Linked DNA regions of Homo sapiens: regions 2 and 3 are each linked to region 1. Evidence: chromatin loops called from intact Hi-C (ENCODE). Cell type or tissue: CD4-positive, alpha-beta T cell. All regions are shown on one strand.

Region 1 (8,000 bases):
GCAGAAACCTGTACACTCATGGCCACAGCAGTGCTATTCACAAAAGCCAAGAGGTGGAAACAACCCAAATGTCCATCAACAGATGACGAGATAAACAAAACATGGTCCATCCATCTGGACCATTCCACCCATGGAATATTACTCAGCCTTAAAAAGGAATGAAATGCTGGCCAGGTGCGGTGGCTCATGCTTGTAATCCCAGCACTTTGGGAGGCCGAGGCAAGTGGACCACATGGTCAGGAAATCAAGACCATCTGGCCAACATGGTGAAACCCCGTCTCTACTAAAAATACAAAAATTAGCCGGGGCATGGTGGTGTGCACCTGTAATCCCAGCTACTGGGGAGGCTGAGGCAGGAGAATCGCTTGAACCTGGGAGGCACAGGTTGCAGTGAGCCAAGATCACGCCACTGCACCCCAGCCTGGGCAACAGAGCGAGACTCTGTCTCAAAAAAAAAAAAGGAATGAAATGATGACACATACCACAGCGTGGATGAACCTCGATCAGGTTCATTTTCCTGAATGCTCGGCCAGGGAACAGCTACGAAGCTCACCTTGTAGCTACTTCTCACACATCACGCAGAGTGAAAGGAGCCAGACACAAAACACCATATATGATATGATTCCGTTGATGTGAAATGCCCAGAACAGGCACATCTTGAGACAGAAAGCAGGTGAGTGGTTGCCAGGGGCTGTGGAGGTAGGACGGATGGGCTAAGGGGTGCAGGGTTTATCTCTGGGGTGACAAAAATGTTCTAAAGTTTACTGTGGTAATGGCTGCACAACTCTGAATATACTAAATAAAAGCCGCCGAACTGTACACTTTATATGGGTAAATTGTATGTTGTGGCAAGTGAATTCTATTTCAATAAAGCCGCTAAGCAAAAGTGACTGCAGGGCACTTGACAGCTGATAGCCACTTCCCCAGTAAAATAAAAATTAAAAAAGCAGAATGAGAGTTTCCAGGAGCCCCCAACTTAACAGCTGGTTACACGGCCAACTCCTGAGGACAAACAGGGAAAGTCTTCCCAAATATCTTAGCAGACACTGCCTTCAATTCACACAAGAGATAACTTTCTTCCGCTTTCCCTTGAATGATATTCATAGACTTCCTTGCCCCCAAATTCCGTTCTTCCCCTTGTGATGCAAAGGGGTACCACTCCCATTCCCCACAAACAAATCCAAATTACAGGTAACAGGTGGGTGGGGCATCTGGGTCAATTACAAGTAGCACAGGACAAACCCTCTGATGTCGTCAGAATTCTAGTGAGCTCAACTGCAATGTTTACCTCCAGGGGAGCGTTTTAATGCTCTCCTTTTGTACAGCCCAGTGTGTTCAGGTGCAGGAAAAAAAATCAATTGTTTCAACTGAAAGAGAAGGACATGCCCCACAATTAATCCCAAACGGAATGCCAGAAACAAAAGCAGAACTAAAGGCTGCCCCAGGTTTGCTGTTTTATGCTCGCTACAGTTAAAAGGATTCACAAGAAAATGATTACCTTTCACACCCAGCCAACCCCCCGATCCGCGCTGTCACGCTCATGGCTCACTGCTCCACAGAGATCTTTACCGAGTCTCCCCGACAGGCTGGACGTCAGATTACAGACAGCGTATACAGTCGACTCACACATGGATCTAGGTTTCCTTTATGTTTAAAAGGAATAAAAATCTAACTGCCACCCCCATTTCACAGCTGCGGAAGCAGAAAGGTCTACAGGGCATGAAAACTACAAGGAGGTGGGGCCTCCGCAGCTCAGACTCCCTTCTTCAGGAGAACTCTCCTCTCTCCCTCCCTCCCTTCGCAAAATGTAAACAAAACTGAAAAAAACACCCATACGTGCACACCTGTTCTCCTCACACCCCACCTTCTATTTTAAGGAATATGGGGTTAGAATGAGTCAAATGTTTTTTGCTTCCATTAGGGGCTAAAAGAAAGCCCAAGTGGGTGGTCTACCCACGAGAGTGACTCAATCGACTACCACGTAAGCCCCCCATGCAAGGACAGGGTCTGAGCTCACTCTGGATGAGCAAGGAGTGGTTCCCCCAGTTCTGAAACACCAGCATATGCCAAGGGACACCTGTGCCAAGGTAAGCCTCGGAGCTTCTTCCTGTCGGAGCATTCAGGAAAACAAACCTGAGCGAGAGGTCAGGCACAAAGCAAGCCTAAGGTGAAAGCAACCTGAAATCCAGAGGGTGATGAGGACATTCCCCAGGACCCCGGTGCAACACGCGCCACCCCCCCAGCCCCTCTCCCACCCCAGGCAAGCAGCGCCCAGGACCAGGAAATGCATGCCCGATACTTCTCCCAACCCAAGCCCCCATTTAAAATACCTAAGTAACCTTCTCTAAACATCCACATCATTAAAAATAAGTTTCCAACGTGGCAGACTCGTTTATGTAAAGCCATTATTGCTGTCTTATTGGAAGAACAAAACTCAAACCCAACTTTTCCAAGGCAAGAGTTGTGAAGTTATGTAACAGGTCGGTTTCAGCAACAGGCGATGCAAGAAAAAACAAAATACAACCTGCTTCCTGAATGATCTTAATAGCCAGCCAATATGTGCTCCTCCATGGGAGGCAAAAATTCTTCTCTGCCTCAACCTTCCGCTGGCCAGCGCCCCTATGCATGGGGAAAGTCGAACCTACGCTCCGTGACTGTGAAAGGTGGGGTGCCCAGATGGCTGCGACCACAGATGGGAGGTGGGACAGGCGGCCAGACCCACCAATGGGGAGACCGGGCAGGACCCCCGGACCAGGCCAGAGACAGGATTAGGGCAGGTCACCCTGGATACTCCCGGAAAGGGACTGAGGGAAGTCACTCAAGCTCCGGCCTGAGCAAGACCCGGCCCAGGTCGTAGGAGAACTCGAGGCAGAATACCGAGACCTGCGAAAGAGGGACCAGGGCAGGTCACCCTAGCCCGGATGGAATGGAAGAACTCAGATAAGTCAGGGGGCAGGTTACTCCAGGCCAGACTGATTGTGGGACACAAGGCAGGTCAGCCCGGGCCCAGGAGGGGGAGCAAACCCAGCTGGCGTAAAGGAACAGGGTCAGGTTAGCTCGGTCCCGAACGAAGTGGAGGACTCGAGGCAAGTCTGCCCGGCCCAGGAGTTGGGGGCCGAAGGAACTCAGCCAGGTCGCGGCCGGAGCGGGGGACCCGGGGCAGATCAGGCCAGGCCCGGGCAGATTGCAGGACCTGGGGCAGGTAAGCTCAGGCCGAGCCAGAGTAGGGGACCCGGGGCAGATCGCCCCAGGCCCGGCCGCGATGGGGGACTCCGGCCAAACACAGGCCGGGCCCGAGGCGAGTTCGGGGCAGGTCTCAGGCGCCGAGGCCGGGCCCGGGCTTCCGGCACCGCCATGTGCCGCTCACCTGCGCGTCGAGCTGTCCCGCCGCAGCGCCCGCGCCCGCGCCGCCCGGGCCTCCCGCGCCGCCACCGCCCGGGCCGCCGGGGCCGCCGGGGGGCGTCTGCGTCTGGCTAGGAAGAGTAAAGTCGGTGAACTCGAACTCGGAGCCCTGTGTGTCGGCGCCAAGCAGCTCGGCCTCCTCCGTGTCCAGGAAAGTGAGAGTCTGCGAGCTGGGCCCGTACGCCTCCACGCTCATGGTGCCTCCGGGTAGGGCCCTCGGGCCGGTTCCGCGCTGCACTCGAGCCCGCCGCCGCGCTGAGGCCTAGGCCGCAGGCCTCGGGTCGCTGCCGCTGTCGCCCCCGCGCGCCCGGAAAGGACCAAACCGCGCGCCCCGGCGCCAGCCGGACCGAGAGGTAACAGTGCCGAGCCGCCGCCGCTGCCGCCGAGCCCCTCCGCGCCTCAGCTCCCCTCGAAGCCGCCAGCCGCTCGCAGCCTAGAGCAGGAACTGCCGCCACCGCCGCCGTCGCCGTGCGCGTGCGCGAGCCCGACGCCGGCGGAAGCGCGCGCGCTCTTCGCGGGCGCCTGGTGCCCAGCAGGAAGACGGGACGCGCACCGCGCACGCGCAGGGGGTGGGGCTTTCAACCGCCGCTGCGGCGGCAGCTCGAGGACTTGGTCCCGCCCCAACTGCTAATTGGGGACGCCCGGGCGGCTGGCGGTGTGGACTTGGTGGTCTGCACCTGTGGTCGCTGCGACGGTGTTTCGGTTTAATTGAGCGCTAGCCGAATACCCTACATAGGTGGTCTCGGAACGCCCAACTGGAGAGACTGGGCAGGGACGGTGCGCTCCCACTCCTGGCAAAAGCTGCTTGGAACTCAGTTTCCCCATCTGTAAAATGGAGGGTGCCTCGCACATAGTAGATGCTCCCTGTGCATTGGTTTAAAAAGGGAGTGGGGCTCGGCGCGGTGGTCACACCTGTAATCCCAACACTCAGAGGCTGAGGCGGGAGAACTGCTTGAACTCAGGAGTTCGAGACCAGCCTGGGAGACAGAGTGAGACTCCATCTCTACAAAAAATATAAAAATTAGGCCGAGCGCGGTGGCTCACGCCTGTAATCCCAGCACTTTGGGAGGCCGAGGCGGGTGGATCATGACGTCAGGAGATCGAGACCATCCTGGCTAACATGGTGAAACCCCGTCTCCACTAAAAATACAAAAAATTAGCCAGGCGTGGTGGCACGAGCCTGTAGTCCCAGCTACTCAGGAGGCTGAGGCAGGAGAATCGCTTGAACCCAGGAGGCGGAGGTTGCAGTGAGCCAAGATTGTGCCACTGCACACCAGCCTGGGCAACAGAGTGAGACTCTGTCTCAAAAAAAAAAAAAAAAATTAGCTAAGCGTGGTGGTTCGCACCTGTAGTCCCAGCTACTAGGGAGGCTGAGGTGGGAGGATCGCTTGACCCTGGGAAGTTGAGGCTGCAGTAAGCCGAGATTGCACCACTGCACTCCAGCCTGGGTGACAGAGCGAGACCCTGTCTCAAAAATAAGTAAAAATAAATGAATGGGGATAGTCTTACGTACTGGGCCTGGCACTTGGAAATGATGGTTGCTGCTGTTCCTGATGCCTCTGCCACTGTTATTATACCATTACTATTTTTGCTATGATTATTATTTAGTGGACGTATACAGCAAAACAACTGGAAGCACATGGTCTGTGGTGGACTCTAGACCTGACCACTTACCAGCTGTGTGAAATTATACAAGTGACTTAACCTCTCTGAGCCTAGGGTTTCTGTTGCCATTAAGGTGGCATAGGAAGCCTGGGCAAGGTGGCTCTTTCCTGAAATCCCAGCACTTTAGGAGGTAGAGGCAAGAGAATCACTTGAGCTCAGGAGTTTGAGGCTGCGGTGAGCTATGATTGTGCCACTGCACTCCAGCCTGGGTGACAGAGATCCTATGTGTGTGTGTGTATATTAATATATATTTATTTATGTTAATATAAATAGAGTGACTAGTAGCTCATTTATTCCTCTCATACTCTCATGTGATATATGGTTGCTGCTGATATATATGGAGCCCGGTGCGGTGTGTCACGCCTGTAATCCCAGCACTTTCGGAGGCCAAAAGAGCAAGACCTTGTATAAAAATAAATTTTAAAAACTCTGATAGGTGTTACTAAATTGATCTGAAATTTGTCTACAAATTCCACTGGATGTGTTCCAAAGAGAGCTTTGCATGATATTAAAATTATCTGTTGGTCTGTCAGTATTCCCCCTTAAACTGTGCCTTCTTGGAGAGGGAGACCTACTTTTATTCATTGTTTATATTCCTACAGTTTAGTGCATGCTAGGAGCCCCCCCCGAAATGTTATTTTTATTTTTTATTTTTTGTAGAGATGGGGGTTTTGCTGTTTCCTAGGCTGGTCTTGTACTCCTGACCTCAAGTAATCGTCCCACCTCAATCTTCCAAAGAGCTGTGATTATAGGTATGAGCCACTATGTCTTGTCCCTGAAAAAGAGTGAAGAAGGCTGTGGCTCACACCTGTAATCCCAGCACTTTGGGAGGCAGAGGCAGGTGGATCACCCAAGGTCAGGAGTTCGAGACCAGCCTGGCCAACGTGGTGAAACCCCGTCTCTACTAAAAATACAAAAATTAGCCGGGTATGGTGCGTGCCTGTAATCCTAGCTACTTGGGAGGCTGAGGCAGGAGAACTGCTTGAACCCAGGAGGCGGAGGCTGCAGTGAGCCAACATTGCACCACTGCACTCCAGCCTGGGTGACAGAGCGAGACTCCGTCTCAAAAAAAAAGTGTATATATATATATATATATATATATATATATATATATATATATACATATATATATATGTATATATATATATGATGTATATTATATATCTCACTGTATATATGAGAGGAATAAATGAGCTACTAGTCACTTTATTATATATATAGAGAGAGTGCGCGTATATACATATATATACACACTGTATATATAAGAATAAGTGAGCTACTAGTCACTCTATTATATATAGAGACAGAGATAGACAGTGCGTGTATATACATATATATACACACTGTATATATAAGAATAAATGAGCTACTAGTCACTCTATTATATATAGATAGGGAGTGTGTGTGTGTATATATATATACACTCTATCTCTCTCTCTCTGTGTGTATATATATATATATATATATATGAGAGGAATAAATGAGCTACCAGTCACTCTCTTAATGCATAGTTCCATAAGGACAGGGTGTTGGCCTTGTTCATTATGATCTTCCCCACGGAGAGAATGATGCCTCATACAGTAGGTGCTCAATAAAAAGTTTTCTGACACTTTAAATCCAAGGTAAGCTACTGGTTTATGGGCCTTAATTTCCTAACCCCAGGCGTTCGCTTCCTCTCTGGTAAAGTATCTTGGAAAACACCCTCATTTCCCTTTCTGTCCCAAGATTCTGCTGCTCTTTAAATAAGTCAGCTGAAAGAGCTCCTAGCTTGCACAGCTGAACTAAAAGTTCCCAGTTTGCCGTGGTTCCTTATTTCCAATTTGCCTGTTTATCATCACAGGGACAGAGGTTCTGTTCTCCTTCTTCACATTTTTTTTTTTTTCCCTGAGACGGAGTTACACTCAGTCGCCCAGGCTGGAGTACAATGGCACAATCTTGGCTCACTGCAACCTCCACCTCCTGGGTTCAAGCAATTTTCCTGTCTCAGCCTCCCAAGTAGCTGGGATTACAGGCACCTGCCACCATGCCCGGCTAATTTTTTTGTATTTTTAGGAGAAATGGGGTTTCACCATGTTGGCCAGGCTGGTCTCGAACTCCTGACCTCGGGTGATCCACCTGCCTCTGCCTCCCAAAGTGCTAGGATTACAGGTGTGAGCCACAGCCTTCTTCACTCTTTTTCAGGGACAAGACATAGTGGCTCATACCTATAATCACAGCTCTTTGGAAGATTGAGGTGGGACGATTACTTGAGGTCAGGAGTACAAGACCAGCCTAGGAAACAGCAAAACCCCCATCTCTACAGAAAATAAAAATAACATTTCAGGGGGGCTCCTAGCATGCACTAAACTGTAGGAATATAAACAATGAATAAAAGTAGGTCTCCCTCTCCAAGAAGGCACAGTTTAAGGGGGAATACTGACAGACCAACAGATAATTTTAATATCATGCAAAGCTCTCTTTGGAACACATCCAGTGGAATTTGTAGACAAATTTCAGATCAATTTAGTAACACCTATCAGAGTTTTTAAAATTTATTTTTAGACAAGGTCTTGCTCTGTCACCCAGACTGGGGTGCAGTGGTGTGACCCAGCTCACTGCAGTCTCAACCTTCTGGGCTCAAGGGATCCTCCCACCTCAGCCTCATGAGTAGCAGGGACTACAGGCACACACCACCACACACAGCTATCTTTTAAATTGTTTATTTGTAGAGACAGTGTCTTACTATGTTGCTCAGGCTGGTCTCAGTCTCCTAAGCTCAAGCGATCCTCCCTCCTCAGCCTCCCAAAGTGCTGGGATTACAGGCGTGAGCCACCACACCCAGCCCACCTTTCAGAGTTTTAATTGCCCCTCTCCCACTTTGACCCACCTACTCCATTTCTAAAGATCTCTTCTTATTTCCTGTATACACTCACAATTGCAAAGTGACATTGGGA
Region 2 (8,000 bases), 130 kb after region 1:
ATCTCCATTAAAAACACAAAGATTAGCCAGGTGTGGTGGCATGCGCCTGTAATTCCAGCTACTCGGGAGGCTGAGGCAGAACCGCTTGAACCCAGGAGGCAGAGGATGTGGTGAGCCGAGATCACGCCACTGCACTCCAGCATGGGTGGTAGAGCAAAACTCTGTCTCAAAAAAAATTAAACATACAATTACACATGATCCAGCAATCCCATGTCTGGGAATATACCCAAAAAAATTATGAGTAGGGACTCAAAGAGATGTACACCAATGTTCACAGCAGCACTACGCACAATAGCCAAATGGTGAAACCAGCCAAATGTCCATCAACAGATGAACGGATAAACAAAATGTGTCCCATCCATACAGTGGAATAACAGCCTTAGAGGGGAAGGACGTTCTGACACGTTACAACGTGGACGAACCTTGAGGACATTATGCTCAGTGAAATAAGCCAGACACAAAATGATAAATCCTGGATGATTCTCCTTACATGAGGTCCCTGGAGTCGTCAAACTCATAGAGGTGGAAAATAGGATGGTGGTTGCCAGGGGCTGGGAGGGAATGGAGGGTAGTAGGAGGGTGGGGGTTGGGGATTGGGGGGTAGGGGGTGGGTGGGTGAGTGTTTAATGGGGACAGAGTTTCTGTGCGGGAAGATGCAAAAGCTCTGAACACAGATGGTGGTGATGATTGCAAAACAATGTGAGGATACTTACTAAATGCCACTGAACTGCACACTTAAGGTTAAGACAGTAACTTACACGTTATGTGTATTTGTTTTGTTTTTGGTTTGTTTTTGAGACAGGGTCTTGTTCTGTTGCCCAGGCTGCAGTGCAGTGGTGCGATCATGGCTCACTGCAACCTCTGCCTCCAGGGTTCAAGCGATTCTCCTGCCTCAGCATCCCGAGTAGCTGGGATTACAGGCGCCTGCCACCACACCCAGCTAATTTTTGTATTTTTAATAGAGACGGGGTTTCAACATGTTGACTAGACTGGTCTCGAACTCCTCACCTCAGGTGATCCACCTGCTTCAGTCTCCCAAAGTGCTGGGCTTACAGACAAGAGCTACCGCATCTGGCCACATGTTATGTGTATTTTACTAACTTTAAAAAAAAGAAAAAGGCTGGGCATGGTGACTCACGCCTGTAATCCTAGCACTTTGGGAGACCAAGGAGGGTGGATCACTTGAGCCTGGGCAACATGGCAAGACCCCCGTCTCTACAAAAGAATTTTAAAACAAAGCCAGGCATGATGGTGTAGTCCCAGCTACTTGAAAGGCTGAGGTGGAAAGATTGCTTGAGCCCAGGAATTCCTGGCTGCAGTGAGCACTGCACTCCAACCTGGGCAACACAGGCAGATCCCTATTTTAAATATAAAAAAAGAAAAAATATAAAAAGAAAACGAGCACTTCACTTCTGTGGGATCCCCACCAAAATCCCACAACCTCAGTCCAATTGCCAGAAAACCTCCACAAGACCACAATAAGGACATTCCACAAAACACCTGACCAGCTCTCCTCAAGAGAGTGAAGGTCACGGATGATGAGGAGACATTGAGGAACCATCACAGATTGGAGGAATCAAAGGAGATGCTTTGACTAAATGCAACACGTTGCCAGGCGCAGTGGCTCTCGCCTGCAATCCCAGCATTTTGGGAGGCCAAGGCAGGCAGATAACTTGGGGTCAGGAGTTCGAGACCAGCCTGGCCAACATAGTGAAACCCCATCTCTACTAAAAATGCAAAAATTAGCCAGGCACGGTGGCTCAAACCTATAATCCTAGCACTTTGGGAGGCCAAGGCAAGCGAATCATCTGAGGTCAGCAGTTCAAGACCAGCCTGGTCAACACAGCGAAACACCATCTCTACTAAAAACGCAAAAATTAGCCGGGCATGGTGGTGCATGCCTATAATCTCAGCTACTTGGGAGGCTAAGACACCAGAATCGCTTGAACCTGGGAGGTGGAGGTTGCTTGCAGTGAGCTGAGATCGTGCCACTGCACTCCAGCCTAGGCGACAGAACAAGACTCTATCATAAATAAATAAATAAATAAATGCATAAATAAATACGTAAGTAAATAAATGCAACACACAACCCTGTCCAGAGAAGGTGCTTAAAGGAGCAATCCGGGGAAATCCAAACACAGTCTGGAGTCTAGTTAATAGAATTGTGACAACTGGGCCAGGAGCGGTGGCTCACGCCTGTAATCCCAGCACTTTGGGAGGCCAAGGTGGGCAGATCACGAGGTCAGGAGATTGAGACCATCCTGGCTAACACAGTGAAACCCCGTCTCTATCCTGACCGAGACCGTCCTGGCTAACAAGGTGAAACCCCATCTCTACTAAAAATACACACAAAAAAATTAGCCGGGCGTGGTGGCAGGCGCCTGTAGTCCCAGCTACTCGGGAGGCTGAGGCAGGAGAATGGCGTGAACCCAGGAGGTGGAGCTTACAGTGAGCCGAGTCTCAGCTATTCAGGAGGCTGAGGCAGGAGGACTGCCTGAGCCCAGGAAATTGAGGCAACAGAGCGAGAGCGAGACTCCATCTCAAAAAAAAAAGAACTGTGACAACTGGAGGTCCCAGCCCGGCCGTCGCAACCAGGTCACGTGTGATGTTCACAATGTGGGAAACAGGTGGGGGGTTATGGGTATTCCCTGCACTATCTCCAAAACTTTTCACAAAGTCTAAGAGACTATCTCCTGTGTAATCCCAGCACTTTGGGGGGCCGAGGCAGGTGGATCACCTGAGGTTGGGAATTCGAGACCAGCCTGACCAACATGGAGAAACCCTGCCTCTACTAAAAATACAAAATTAGCCGGGTGTGGTGGCGCATACCTGAAATCCCAGCTACTCGGGAGGCTGAGGGCAGGAGAATCGCTTGAACCCGGGAGGTGGAGGTTGCGGTGAGGCAAGATTGTGCCATTGCACTCCAGCCTGAGCAACAAGAGCGAAAATCCATCTCAAAAAAAAAAAAAAAAAGACTATCCCCTAAGAAGCCAGGTATGGGGCTCAAGCCAGCACTTTGGGAGGCCCAGGCAGGAGGAGGATCACTTGAGCCCAGGAGTTTGAGACCAGCGTAGGCAACACAGGGAGACTCCTGTCTCTACAAAAAATATATACTAAAAATTAGCCAGCTGTGGTGGTACACACCTATGGTCTCAGCTACTCAGGCGGCTGAGGCAGGAGGACTGCCTGAGCCCAGGAAATTGAGGCTACAGTGAGCCAAGATCACACCACTGCAGTCCAGCCTGGGCAACAGAGCCAGACCTTGTCTCAAAAAAAAAAAAAAATGCTGGGCACAGTGGCTCACGCCTGTAATGCCAGCACTTTGGGAGGCTGAGGCGGGCAAATCACCTGAGGTCGGGAGTTCAAGACCAGCCTGACCAACATGGAGAAACCCCATCTCTATTAACAATACAAAATTAGCCGGGTGTGGTGGTACACGCCTATAATCCCAGCTACTCGGGAGGCTGAGACAGGAGAATTGCTTGAACCCGGGAGGAGGAGGTTGCGGTGAGCCGAGATTGCACCACTGTATTCCAGCCTGGGCAACAAGAGTGAAACTCCGTCTCAAAAAAAAAAAAAAAAAACAAAACGGTGGGCGCGGTGGCTCATGCCTATAATCCCAGCACTTTGGGAGGCCAAGGTGGGCGGATCATTTGAGATCAGGAGTTGGAGACCTGCCCGACCAACATGGTGAAACCCCGTCTCTACTAAAAATACAAAAAAAATAAAAAACATTAGCTGGGCCTGGTGACACACGCCTGTAATCCCAGCTACTCAGGAGGCTGAGGTAGGAGAATCGCTTGAACCCAGGAGGTGGACGTTGCAGTGAGCTGAGATGGCGCCATTGCACTCCAGCCTGGGTGACAGAGTGAGATTCTGTCTCAAAAAACAAAAAACAAAAATCCTATCTCATAAGAAACAGTTAACAGCAATGAATACTCCCTCAGGTGAAACTAAACAGATGACCCATAAGCCACACAGTGGCAGCTGTCATATTCTGGGCCAAGGCACAGAGGTGAACAAGGTGCGATCCTGCTCTCACTGTTGCCCCAAGTAGCAGCTCAACAGCTGGCCTCGGCCAAGCAGGCATCTTTCAAGGTGTGCACCCACCACGGGCCGGGCACGGGGCCAGACACTTTGCGTGGATGCATCATCTAATCCATGTGACGACTCCTCAAGGGGGCTCTGTGAGCACCCCCTTTTTACAGCCAGGAAACTGAGGCACAGAAGGGAGGGACTGTTTGGCAGGAGCCAACAGAGGCGCATAGAGCAGCGTGATGAGCCCCGGGCTCTGGGGGCGGGCCCGCGAGCAGGCAGCCTCCACCCCATGGTGGACCTTCAGGCTCCTCCTTCTGCCCCGGCTGAGCCGGCAGTGAAGGGATTAGCGGGCTCCTTGCCGAACAGAGGCCGAGGCCGCCTGGGCGCAAAGATAGGCTGTTGGGACCATAAATCATCCCCAGGGTCTGTGCATTTATTCTGTGATGATATAATGAGCCACTCCTGTCCTAATTACAGCCACCAATCTCGCCTGCCTGGGAGGACCGAAGGGATCCCCGCAGCGATGGAAGCGGGATGCGCACAGATGCGAAAGGACTCAATGGTGTAACGCAGCAGGGAGCCTCTGCTTTCAGTCACTTGAGAAAGAGACGCTGAAGCAGACAGAGAGCCCCTCCGAGGTTCCGAGGTTCTGCAGACCCCTGCAGCCCAGAAAGGTGGACAGCTCGCGTGTCTTTGCGGACACGCTCGGCCTCCCCGTGTCCCCAGCCAGAGGGACGGCCAGCCCACAGAGCCAGTCCCAGGCGCCCTGCTAGGCTGTGCTGATACTTCCTCCCAGAGATTTCCGGGCGAATGACCAGCTGGCATGCACCCACCCACCCTCTGCACCCAGGTGAGTGGTGCCAGATGCAGAGGAAACGGGAAGTGCTGTGGTGTTTCTGTTTTCAATTTTAATCAAAGTTTTGAAACATAAATGATTTCTTTATTTTCATTTTTTTTATTTAAAAAAAAAAAAGTGTGGCAGAGAGCTTCTCTGCAGCAAGAGCCCCGGCAGGAAAGGGAAGAGAAGGGCGGCCTGCAGAAGTTCTCAGGGAGGCTTCGCCCCCTTGCCGAGAGCCCCCAAGCACCGTGGTGGTCTCTGGGCTGTTGAAATACCAGAGTGGGGTATGTGGATAAGGGACAGGGTGGCTAGGATATGGGCACAGGGTATTAGCACCCGCAGTGGGAGAAGGCCCACCCTTCCAAGCAGACTCAGCCCCTCTGGGCCTCACCGCACCCTTCAACCCCACCCCACGGAGTGAAACTCCTGGGACCAGCGGAGGCGTCAGGACCCAAGTACAGAGAAGGGGGAATTTTATGTAGTAAATGAGGACCCAAAGCCTCTCAGCCGCTATAGTGGTGACGTTCCCCAGTGTGGGGCTCCCTGAGATGGAAGACGCAGCCACTTAACATAACCCTCCCGTCGCCAACCCTCCTGGGGAATCAGGCTCAGGATCCATGGGTGTGAGAGCTGCCGAGATGAGGCTCAGTCTGTCACAAGCCCGCCTTTGCCAAGCCCCAGGTCATCACAGAGCCCCAGCACCCACTATCTCCGGGGGACACCTGCCCTGGCCCCTCCTAGGCCTCCTGCTGCTCCCTACTCGTTCCTCCCAGGCCTGTCCCCACATGGCAGCCAATGGGATCCTTGCAAAGCATAAATCCCACATCACTGCCCTGCTCAAAACCCTCCCCATCCCAGGACCAGATCTCAACCCCTCACCCTGGCCCACGAGGCATCACCCCCAGAGCCAGGCGAGGCCAGGCTCTTCGCTTTGGCTCAGAGCCGCAACCTCAGGGGCAGGGCCAGCTGGCACAGGTGTGGCTTCCTGTCACTCCCTAGGGCAGGGTCTCCAGCTGACCTGCTCTCCAAGGTGTCTCCGGGGCCAGCTCACAGGAGATGCTCAGGAAATACCAACTGACTCGAGGAATGGACTTTCCTATCCAAACCCTCACTGCTGCAGGGAGAACTCACCGGGCCACCCCAGTGCTTCTTGTTCAGGCACTCAGAGGGCTGGGTGGGCACCATCATGCAGCCCCAGGGCCATCCTACCCCGAGGATTTGACCCTGGAACACACTGTGTTCCGTACAAGTATACAGGCTCAGGATTTGCTTAGAAAAATGTGAGCTCCAGGAAGACCACAAACTACTCTTCTCACTTCAGGGCCCCTCAACAGCCGGTACATGTTCCCAGATGGAGGTATTGAGAAGACCCCGCACACCCCTCCCAGGACTGAAGTGGGGACATTGGACCATGTGACATGGTACTGGCCCTCTTAGAGAGCACCTGCTTCTATGAGATTCCAGAATGAACTGGAGACAGGCCTGCCCACAGGGAGGTCAGATTCCAGAGCCTGCTGATGCCTGCTGAGCACCTGCTGAGTTCACACTGTGCCTGCTGAGCGCCTGCTAAATACACACTGTGTGTCAGCTGAGTGCCTGCTAAATACACACTGTGCACCTGCTAAGCGCCTGCAGAGCACACACGGTACGCCTGCTGAGTACCTGCTAAATACACATTATGCACCTGCTGAGCGCCTGCTAAATACACACTGTGCACCTGCTGAGTGCCCGCAGAGCACACACTGCGCCTACTGAGTACACAGTGTGCACTTGCTCAGCAACCAAATACACACTGTGCACCTGCTGAATACACACCGTGTGCCTGCTGAACACTGTACGCCTGCTGAGCACCTGTATACACATTGTGCACCTGTGGAATACACACTGTGCGCCTGCTAAGTGCCTGCTAAGTACACACTGCACTTGCTGAGCACCTGCTTAGTACACACTGTGCATGTGCTGAGAACCTGATGAGTACACACTGCGCATCTGCTGAGCACCTGCTGAGCACACACTGCGCCTGCTGAGCGCCCGGTGAGTATACACTGTGCGCCTGCTGAGTACACACTGTGCACCTGCTGAGTGCCTGCTGAGTACACACTGTGCCTGCTGAGCGCCTGCTGAGCGCCTGCTGAGTACACACTGTGCCTGCTGAGTGCCTGCTGAGTACACACTGTGCACCTGCTAAGCACTTGCTGAGTACACACTGTTGTGTGTGCCTGCTGAGCGCCTGCTGAGTACAAACTGTGTGCCTGCTAAGCACCTGCTGAGTACACACTGTGCACCTGCTAAGCACTTGCTGAGTACACACTGTGCCTGCTGAGCGCCTGCTGAGTACACACTGTGCACCTACTAAGCACTTGCTGAGTACACACTGTGCCTGCTGAGTGCCTGCTGAGTACACACTGTGCACCTACTAAGCACTTGCTGAGTATACACTGTGTGCCTGCTGAGTGCCTGCTGAGCGCCTGCTGAGTACATGCTGCGCCAGCTGAGCGCCTGCAGAACACAAACTGTGCACCTGCAGAGCACCTACCGTGTGCCTGCCGAGCACCTGCTGAGTACACACTGCAGAACACACCGTGCACCTGCTGAGCACCTGCAGAACACACACTGTAAGCCTGCTGAGCACCAGCTGAGTACATACCATTAGCCTGTTGAACACCAGCTGAGTACACACTGTGTGCCTGCTGAGCATCTACTGGGCACCTACTGAACATCTGCTAAATATTTCCTTGTGTGGGCACGAAGTGCCTCTTGCAGGCCTGCTGTGTCCCCATCAAGCACCTGTTGGATGCCTGCCAAATGCCTGCCCAGTGCCAACTGGGTACACCATGTGTCCACAGTAGCCACACCTCCAGCATCTTGGCAGCAGTGAGCACACAGTGAGTATCTATGCCAGGCCCCATTCCAGATACACCAGATGCCTTCACATTCACGTCTCACCATGATCCAATGAGGCAGAGACCACTGTGACCCCTACTGCACCATGCACCAAAGACAGCAGGGCCTCCCAGGTTGGGCCAAGAGCATTGGCTCATGCCTGTAATCCCAGCATTTTGGGAGGCCAAGGAGGGAGAATTACTTGAGGTCAGAAGTTGGAGACCAGCCTGGCCAACATGGT
Region 3 (8,000 bases), 630 kb after region 1:
ACGATTCTCCTGCCTCAGTCTCCTGAGTAGCTGGGATTACAGGTGCCCACCACCATGCCCAGCTAATTTTTGTATTTTTAGTAGAGACTGGGTTTTCACCATGTTGGCCAGGCTGGTCTTGAACTCCTGACCTCATGATCCGCCTGCCTCGGCCTCCCAAAGTGCTGGGATTACAGGCATGAGCCACTGCACCCAGCCCTAGAATATTCATATTTCTTATAAATGAATATTCATATGTTCTCCTTCAGTTTGAGCCAAAGGCATTTGTCCCTCTCCTCTTACTGACTGCATCTGCTCTGGCCACACTGCAAGCCTGGTCCCACCACAGGGCCTTCAAACAAGCTGTTCCCACTACCTGGAATGCTTCTCTCTCAGCCCCCAGCCTCACCCATTAGATTTTTGTTTTTATTTTTGTTTTAGACAAAGTTTCGCTCTTGTTGCCCAGGCTGGAGGACAATGGCGTGATCTTGGCTCACTGCAACCTCTGCCTCCCGGGTTCAAGCGATTCTCCTGCCTCAGCCTCCCAAGTAGCAGGGATTACAGGCGACCGCCACCATGCCCGGCTAATATTTAGTAGAAATGGGGTTTCACCATGTTGACCACGCTGGTCTTGAACTTCTGACCTCAGGTGATCCACCCACCTCGGCCTCCCAAAGTGCTGGGATTACAGGCATGAGCCACCACACCTGGCCCCCACACTGGGTTTTAAGTTAGTGTCTTCTTCCCCGAGAAGTCGTCCCTGGACCCGTATCTGGGATACTTTTTTTTTTTTTTCTTGAGACAGAGTCTCCCTCTAGCACCTAGGCTGGCGTGCAGTGGTGCCGGTGATCTCAGCTCACTGCAACCTCCGCCTCCCTGGTTCATGCGATTCTCATGCCTGGGCCTCCTGAGCAGCCTCCTGGGACAGGCACCACCACACCGGGCTAATTTTTGTATTTTTAGCAGAGATGGGGTTTCACCATGTTGGCCAGGCTGGTCTCGAACTCCTGACCTCAAGGTCAAGGAGTGATCCTCCTGACTCGGCCTCCCAAAGTGCTGGTATTACAGGCATAAACCACCGCACCTGGCCACATTTTTATTTTTATTTGTCTAGTGTAGACGATAGGGTAGGGATGCAGGGAAGCCTCTGGACTTTCCTCTGAGTGGGACCGGCCTGGAAGCCTAGCCCGTTCTCCCACCAGCTCTGTCTCCCCTGACACAAAGAAAATACCCCAATCCCGCAGCCCCTCCCCCAGCTCAACCATTTCTAATTCCAGAGCCCAATGCTGCTCTGGACAATCAAGGGCTTGCATTCTTTTTAAATTTAAATTAAGTAATTAATTTTTTGAGACAGCGTCTCACTCTGTCGTCCAGGCTGGAGTGTAGTGGCGCGATACGGTTTCCTACAGCCTCGACCTCCTGAGCTCAAGTGATCCTCCTACTTCAGCCTCGGGAGTATTTGGGTCCACAAGCACGCGACACCACATCCAGCTAATTTTTAAATTTTTTGTAGAGATGGGGCCTCCCTATGTTACTCAGGCTGGTTTCCAATTCCTGGGCTCAAGCGATCCTCCCGCCTTGGTCTCCCAAAGTGGTGGGATTACAGGCGTAAGCCTCCGCACCCGGCTATTTTTACTTTAAAATACTAAGTCAGTGACGGAAGCTTCCGCACATTCTCGTGGCTCACTTTTCTCTTCCTGGGGAAAAAAGGCAGGAGGTATTTCCGAGAGAGCCACCCATGTAGGAAGCGTGCCTTTGGGCGATCAGGGAGCTGAGCAACCGAAAAACCTCCCCTCCAAGGAGGCGGCAGGCCAGGGCCTGGACCAGCTGCCCTGGAGCCCCCCACAGAGCACGGACTACCGCGTGGGCGCGGAGGGCAGGGAGAATGGGAGGTGGATTTCTTTTTATTTTTTGTTTTTCTGAATTTTCCCAATTTCTCTGCAGTGGATTGGTGATACTTCTATAGTCCGAGTGGGGGAGGAGGGAGCAAACATGTTACCCTAAAAAGAAAAAATAAATTTCCCAAATGTAAACGGTGCGGGGACGTGGGGGTGGGCGTCCCAGTACTCCCAGGGCACTGGGGGCGGGCTGGGGACTGGGTTGGCGGCGGCTGGGCCTCGAGGCGCTAAGTTATTCTGGTCTCTCGGCGCCTCCGCAGCTGGCGAGCTTTTTATAAACAGGACGAGTCACCCCCCGCCACACACACACGCTCCAGCCCCGCCTACTGGGAGGGGTGGGGGGAGAATCTAGGGGATCAGGACTCTCCTGGGGGCCACACACCCCTGGAGGGTTTGAAAGCTGGAGTAGGGGGAGCAGGAGACCCAAAGTGGGGGCTGGGGTTTCGGGCTCCTCCTCCCTCCCCAAATTCTGACTTCCTTCCCTAAAGATTTGGAGGAATAAAAGATGGACCATCTTAGCTCCCAAAAGGCTCCATCCTCTGAGTTTTGCTTTCCCAGGATGGAGGGAGGGGGTCTCCCAGCCCCCGGGTCTTTGAATCCGAGCTTTGAAGAGCTGGAGGCTTCGGCTCGTGCCCTCCCTGTTTCCCGGGGCATTTACCGCAGGCTTTAAGGGGTTTCCGGGACAGGTCGCTTCTCTGTCCCTGCTAAACCTTTTCTTCGAATTTTCTTCTTGATGACGGGGCGCAGGGAGGGGAGGGGGTTCCCAGAGAGTCCATCAGCCCCTTCCTCCTTTTCTGGGAATGGTGGGGAGGGGAGGCTCTCTTGACCTCTACTTCTTTCTTTTCAAACCTCAGAAACGGGGGAGGGGTGGAGTCTTTACTAGCCCCTCCCTCAGTGGGGGGGTCTTACGCCTCGGGAATGGGACAGGGGTCCCTCTTGACTCCTGTTTATTCTTTGGTATTTATTTTGAACCCCATATATGTGAGGGTATAAAACATCTCTTGGGCCTCGATTTTTCTTTTCTGCAATTGGGAGTCAGGGGCATTTAACAGGGGTCACAGCACCTTGGACTAGACGGTGGCCTCAAGAGTCCCCTACCTGGGGTGGGTGCGGGCGGGTAAGGGAACCGCCCCTCGAAGACCGGGGCTCAGCCAAGGCCTCAGCCTCTCGGCCCTTCAATCTCCCAGATGCCACCATTGGACAAGAGGAGGGCGTAGACAATCTCTGATTGGCTACTTCGCCCGTCGCTCGAGAGCTTAAGCCAGTGAGAGAACGCTGAGGGGCCCCGCCTCCCCGAGGCGGACAGGAGGCGGACGAGAGGCGGAGTCGGCCCCCGCGCCGCTCCCGCCCCTACTGGATGCACACGCTAGGCCCCGCCCCATTTGCACGTCAATCTGCTCAGGAGCCCTGCCCCATCTGGCTCTGCGTGCGTCAATGGGCCACATCTCTACGCGCGGCTCCGCCTCCGGATGGCGTCACGGACTTATCTACATGTGAGGCTCCGCCCCTCCCTTTGCAGGACGTCACGGAGGACTGCAGGGGCCTGAGCCGCTGCTGCCGCCGCCGCCGCGCAGCCCCACATCAACGCACCGGGGTCCTGTCACCGCCACCGCCAAAAAAGTCACCGCCGCTAGGGTCGCCGTTGCATCGGTGCAGGGCAAGGTGAGCTCCTGGGCGGCCGGGTGTGCTCAGGCTCCGAGCACCTGCATAACCTTCATTTGACTGATGGGCTGATGGAGGTGGGGGACGAGGTTGACTAGGGTTGAATGGGGGGAAGGATGCGGCGGTCGCGAGGCTGGGAATGGGTAGGGCCCGGGCGCCCCACTCCTGCCTGATCCTCACCACTAACCCCCCCAACCCCCCTGCTCTGCGGCGGAGGGGGAGGGGAGCCGAGCTCCTTGCGGGAAGCTGTGCGCGCGGGAGGCTTTTGCGTGCGCGTGCGCGTGGTGTGCACACGCGTGTGCGCGCCTGCCTGTGTCAGCGGGTCTGTGTGCACCCTTGCTTGTGTACCTGGATATGCTCGTGTGACGCCGTGGGGGTCTGGGCCTAAGTGTGTGAGCGTTGCACGCGCGTGGAGAAAGACGTGTGGACCGCCTGTGCAGGTATGGCCCGTGCATACAAGCACGGGGATCCGTGTCCGTGTGGGTGATGTGCACACGCCTGCATGGGTGGAGGGGCCTGTGCGCACGGGTGGTTTGCACATTTCTATAGGCGAGTCGGTGTGCAAACAGGTGTCTGTGTCTTTGTCCTGTGCACCTCAGTGCGTTCACACACTCCTGTATGTACGGATGAGCGTGTTTGAGGCTGTGTGCACGTGAGCGTGTGCATGCCCCTCCTGTATCATGTGATGCAGCGGCCTTGGCCGGAGCTCTCCGGCCTGGAGGTTTGCGGGGAGCGGGGGCTGCAGATGCGCGTCCTCGAGGGACCATGCACGCGGTGCACGTGGGGCCGCGCGGCCGGGTTCTGAGGACCATGAAAGATTGATGGGGGGCGGAGCCAGCCGCAGTCACCCCCTCCGGGCTCAGCCCTGGGTTTAGGGTTACAGCCCCACCTGGGGCACCTGCCCCTTGAAGGGGGCTGCTGGGGTGTCCCCATCGGCAACCCTCTGAGCCCCTCCTCTGAAACGCCCAGGATTTCAAGGTCACAGGCTGCCCTCTGCTGGGGGCACCACCAATTAATACTGGGGCTCCTGATGGGATAAGGGTGTCCTCCATACACCGGCCGTTTTCTGGAGCCCTTGCCATCTTCTGCCTGGGCTTGGGCACATGAGGATGGAGAGAGCCCCCCTCACGGCTCTGCTACACCCGGTATCCCCAGATGGCATCCGCCACAGACTCGCGCTATGGGCAGAAGGAGTCCTCGGATCAGAACTTCGACTACATGTTCAAGATTCTCATCATCGGCAACAGCAGCGTGGGCAAGACGTCCTTCCTCTTCCGCTATGCTGACGACTCGTTCACGCCTGCCTTCGTCAGCACCGTGGGCATCGACTTCAAGGTCAAGACCATCTATCGCAACGACAAGAGGATCAAGCTGCAGATCTGGGTGGGTCCCAGCTGGAGGGCTCCCGCCCGGCTCGGTTGGATTCCCGTACTTGGAAAAGCAGCCCCAACCTCGTCTATCTCTTTCCTGACTGGAGTCATTCACTTACACACTGGGCATTTATCAGTAAGGTGCCCACTGTGTACCGGGGCAGAAACAGCACCTGTGTTCTCCCATAAGCACCTAATCCTGGTCCCTCAGTTTCCCCATCTTCAAGTTCTTCCATGTATGAGGTTTCAGCTGGATCTTGGTCCCCATTCTCTTTTTTTGTTTGTTTTTTGAGACAGGGTGGTCTTGCTCTGTCCCCTAGGCTGGAATGCAGTTACGTGATCACGGCTCTCTGCAGCCTCGACTTCCCAGGCTCAAACCATTCTTCCACCTGAGCCTCCTGAGTAGCTAGGACCACGGGCTTCTACCACCACGCCTGCTGATTTTTTTCTTTTTTGTAGAGACAGGGTCGGGCTATGTCTGCCCAGGCTGGTCTTGAACTCCTGGGCTCAAGCGATCCTCCCACCTCAGCCTCTCAAAGTGCTAAGATTACAGGCATGAGCCACCCCACCTGGCCTTGTTAGTTTTAAGAGACAGAGTCTCACTCTGTTGCCCAGGCTGGATTTGAACTCGTGGGCTCAAGCAATCCTCCCGCCTCAGCTTCCCAAGTAGCTGGGAGTACAGGCAAGTGTCAGCTTCCTTTAATTTTTAAACCTACAGTTAAATTCTCTCCATCTTCATCTGGCTTGATTTTTCTCCTTGGTCCTTGTCACTCTCCAATATAGGATACATTTATACCGTTATTTTCTATTTCCCACACTGAGTGTCACTTAGCAAGGGAAGTGCCCATCTTGTTAACAACTGTGTCCCCAGTGTCCAGTTCAGGGTGTGGAAAAGATCAGTGCCCAGTCCATGTTTGTTTATTTGTTTGTTTGTTTTTTGAGACAGAGTTTTTGCTCTGTCACCCAGGCTGGAGTGCAGTAGTGCAATCTTGGCTCACTGAAACCTCTGCCTCCCGGGTTCAAGCGATTCTCCTGCCTCAGCCTCCTGAGTAGCTGGGATTACAGGGGCTCACCACCAAGCCCAGCTAATTTTTTTTTGTATTTTTAGTAGAGATAGGGTTTCGCCATGTTGGCCAGGCTAGTCTTGAACTCCTGACCACAAGTGATCCACCTGTCTTGGCCTCCCAAGGTGCTGGGATTACAAGCATGAGCCACCACGCCTGGCCTCTGTTTTCTTTCTTTCTTTCTTTCTTTCTTTCTTTTTTTTTTTTTTTTTGTTGTTATTGTTTTGAGACGGAGTCTCGCTCTTGTCACCCAGGGTGGAGTGCAATGGCGCGATCTCGGCTCACTGCAACCTCTGTCTCCTGAGTTCAAGCGATTCTCCTGCCTCAGCCTCCTGAGTAGCTGGGATTACAGGTGCATGCCACCACGCCGAGCTAATTTTTGTATTTTTAGTAGAGACAGAGTTTCACCATGTTGGCCAGGCTGGTCTCGAACTCCTGACCTCAGGTGATCCACCTGCCTTGGCCTCCCAAAGTGCTGGGATTACAGGCGTGAGCCACCACCACACCCGACCCCCTGTTTGTTTTTTGAGACAGGGTTTCACTCTGTCACCCAGGCTGAACTGCAGTGGCGCGATCTCACCTCACTGCAACCTCTGCCTCCTGGGCTCAAGCAACCCTCTCACCTGAGCCTCCTGAGTAGTTGGGACTACAGGTGTGAGCCACCACACCCTGTTAATTTTTGTACTTTTTGTAGAGATGGGGTCTTGCTATGTTGCTCAGGCTGGTCTGGAACTCCTGGGTTCAAGCCACCTGCCCACCTCAGCCTCCCATAGTGCTGGGATTACAGGTGTGAGCCACAGCACCTGGCACAGTACGTTTGGTGAATGACTCTGTGGAATAATGGAGCACTCATATATTCTGAGCACTGGTGACCCAACCTGCTCTTCCTGACACTTTGTGCCCCTGGGCAAGCTCCTGCTTCTCCCAGGGGGCTGAACTGGATGATATCAGAGCTCATTTCCTCTTCGAGGGCCTTATGTGCAGGTCCTCTCTGACCTTCATCTCTTCCTCCCTAGGACACAGCAGGGCAAGAGCGGTACCGGACCATCACCACCGCATACTACCGGGGCGCTATGGGCTTCATCCTCATGTATGACATCACCAACGAGGAATCCTTCAATGCAGTGCAGGACTGGTGAGTGTACCCCACTTGCTCTTTTTTTTTCTTTTCTTTTCTTTGAGAGAGGGTTTTATTCTGTCACCCAGGCTGGAGTGCAGTGGCACGATCAGGGCTCACTGCAGCCTCGACCTCCTGGGCTCAAGTGATCCTCCTGCCTCAGCCTCCCAAGTAGCTGGGACTACAGGCATATACCACCACACCTGGCTAATTTTTTTGTATTTTTAGTTGAGATGGGGTTTCCTCATGTTGCCCAGGCTGGTCTTGAACTCCTTGGCTCAAGTGATCTGCCCACCTTGGCCTCCCAAAGTGCTGGGATTACAGGCGTGAGCCATCGCTTCTGGCCTTCCACACTCATTCTGGGGCCATTGTCTCTGAGCCAAACTTTCTTCAAAAAATAATAAATAAAACGTAGGGGTCAGAGAAGGATTTCAGATGGAAAAGTAAAACTATAACCATATAGAAACAAATATCTGCAAGTGTAGGGTGGAGAATATAGAGACTATAAGGAGAGTTGGCATGGCCGGGCACGGTGGCTCACACCTATAATCCCAGCACTTTGGGAGGCTGAGGCAGGTGGATCACCTGAGGTCGGGAGTTCGAGACCAGCCTGACCAAGATGGAGAAACCCCATCTCTACTAAGAATGCAAAAATTAGCCAGACGTGGTGGCGCACACCTGTAATCCCAGCTACTTGGGAGCCTGAGGCAGGAGAATCGCTCGAACCCGGGAGGTGGAGGTTGCAGTGAGCCAAGATTGCCATTGCACTCCAGCCTGGGCAACAAGAGCAAAACTCTGTCTCAAAAAAAAAAGGAGAGTTGGCATAGGTTAGAGATTGTAAACATTTCAATTTTCTGCTCAGAAGTAATAACTTTAAAAAAAAATTTCTGGGTTGGGCACAGTGGCTCAT

Evidence for each region. Peaks named below come from ENCODE experiments on the same cell type or tissue, not always from the same donor. Only the 100,000 strongest peaks of a DNase experiment are listed, where the experiment ranks them.
Region 2: a loop joins it to region 1, with 2.3 times the contacts of the local background. A loop is called at or near these places in 6 of 110 quality-filtered maps.
Region 3: a loop joins it to region 1, with 6 times the contacts of the local background. A loop is called at or near these places in 2 of 110 quality-filtered maps.

What each region holds. Positions count from the first base shown.
Region 1 is chr19:18,827,808-18,835,807 of GRCh38, reverse strand. UPF1 (UPF1 RNA helicase and ATPase) reads right to left here and starts at 3,849. Exons shown (of 24, transcript NM_002911.4): 1 at 3,368-3,849. The coding sequence starts at 3,598. RefSeq lists an enhancer at 1,102-1,654 and silencers at 3,236-3,315, 3,326-3,415, 3,566-3,665, 3,786-4,045. In CD4-positive, alpha-beta T cell, no CTCF peak of the experiment used is centred here; DNase peaks (open chromatin) are centred at 2,977 and 3,937; H3K4me3 peaks cover 3,008 bases; H3K27ac peaks cover 783 bases.
Region 2 is chr19:18,697,507-18,705,506 of GRCh38, reverse strand. The region is part of intron 1 of CRTC1 (CREB regulated transcription coactivator 1); the gene reads right to left. Among named protein-coding and RNA genes, the nearest start is that of CRTC1, 18 kb to the right of the region's middle. RefSeq lists enhancers at 4,201-4,250, 4,594-5,440. In CD4-positive, alpha-beta T cell, no CTCF peak of the experiment used is centred here; DNase peaks (open chromatin) are centred at 4,336 and 4,836; H3K4me3 peaks cover 2,321 bases; H3K27ac peaks cover 3,223 bases.
Region 3 is chr19:18,199,435-18,207,434 of GRCh38, reverse strand. It overlaps RAB3A (RAB3A, member RAS oncogene family), which reads left to right and starts at 3,393. Exons shown (of 5, transcript NM_002866.5): 1 at 3,393-3,539; 2 at 4,695-4,922; 3 at 6,990-7,108. The coding sequence starts at 4,695. It overlaps LOC102725254 (a long non-coding RNA gene), which reads right to left and starts at 2,705. Exons shown (of 2, transcript NR_134910.1): 1 at 2,536-2,705; 2 at 1,872-1,979. RefSeq lists silencers at 2,042-2,101, 2,987-3,376 and enhancers at 2,757-2,856, 3,042-3,336, 3,369-4,151. In CD4-positive, alpha-beta T cell, CTCF peaks have their summits at 4,298 and 4,498 (motif pointing left); DNase peaks (open chromatin) are centred at 2,184, 2,674, 3,254, 3,804 and 1 weaker place; H3K4me3 peaks cover 2,529 bases; H3K27ac peaks cover 826 bases.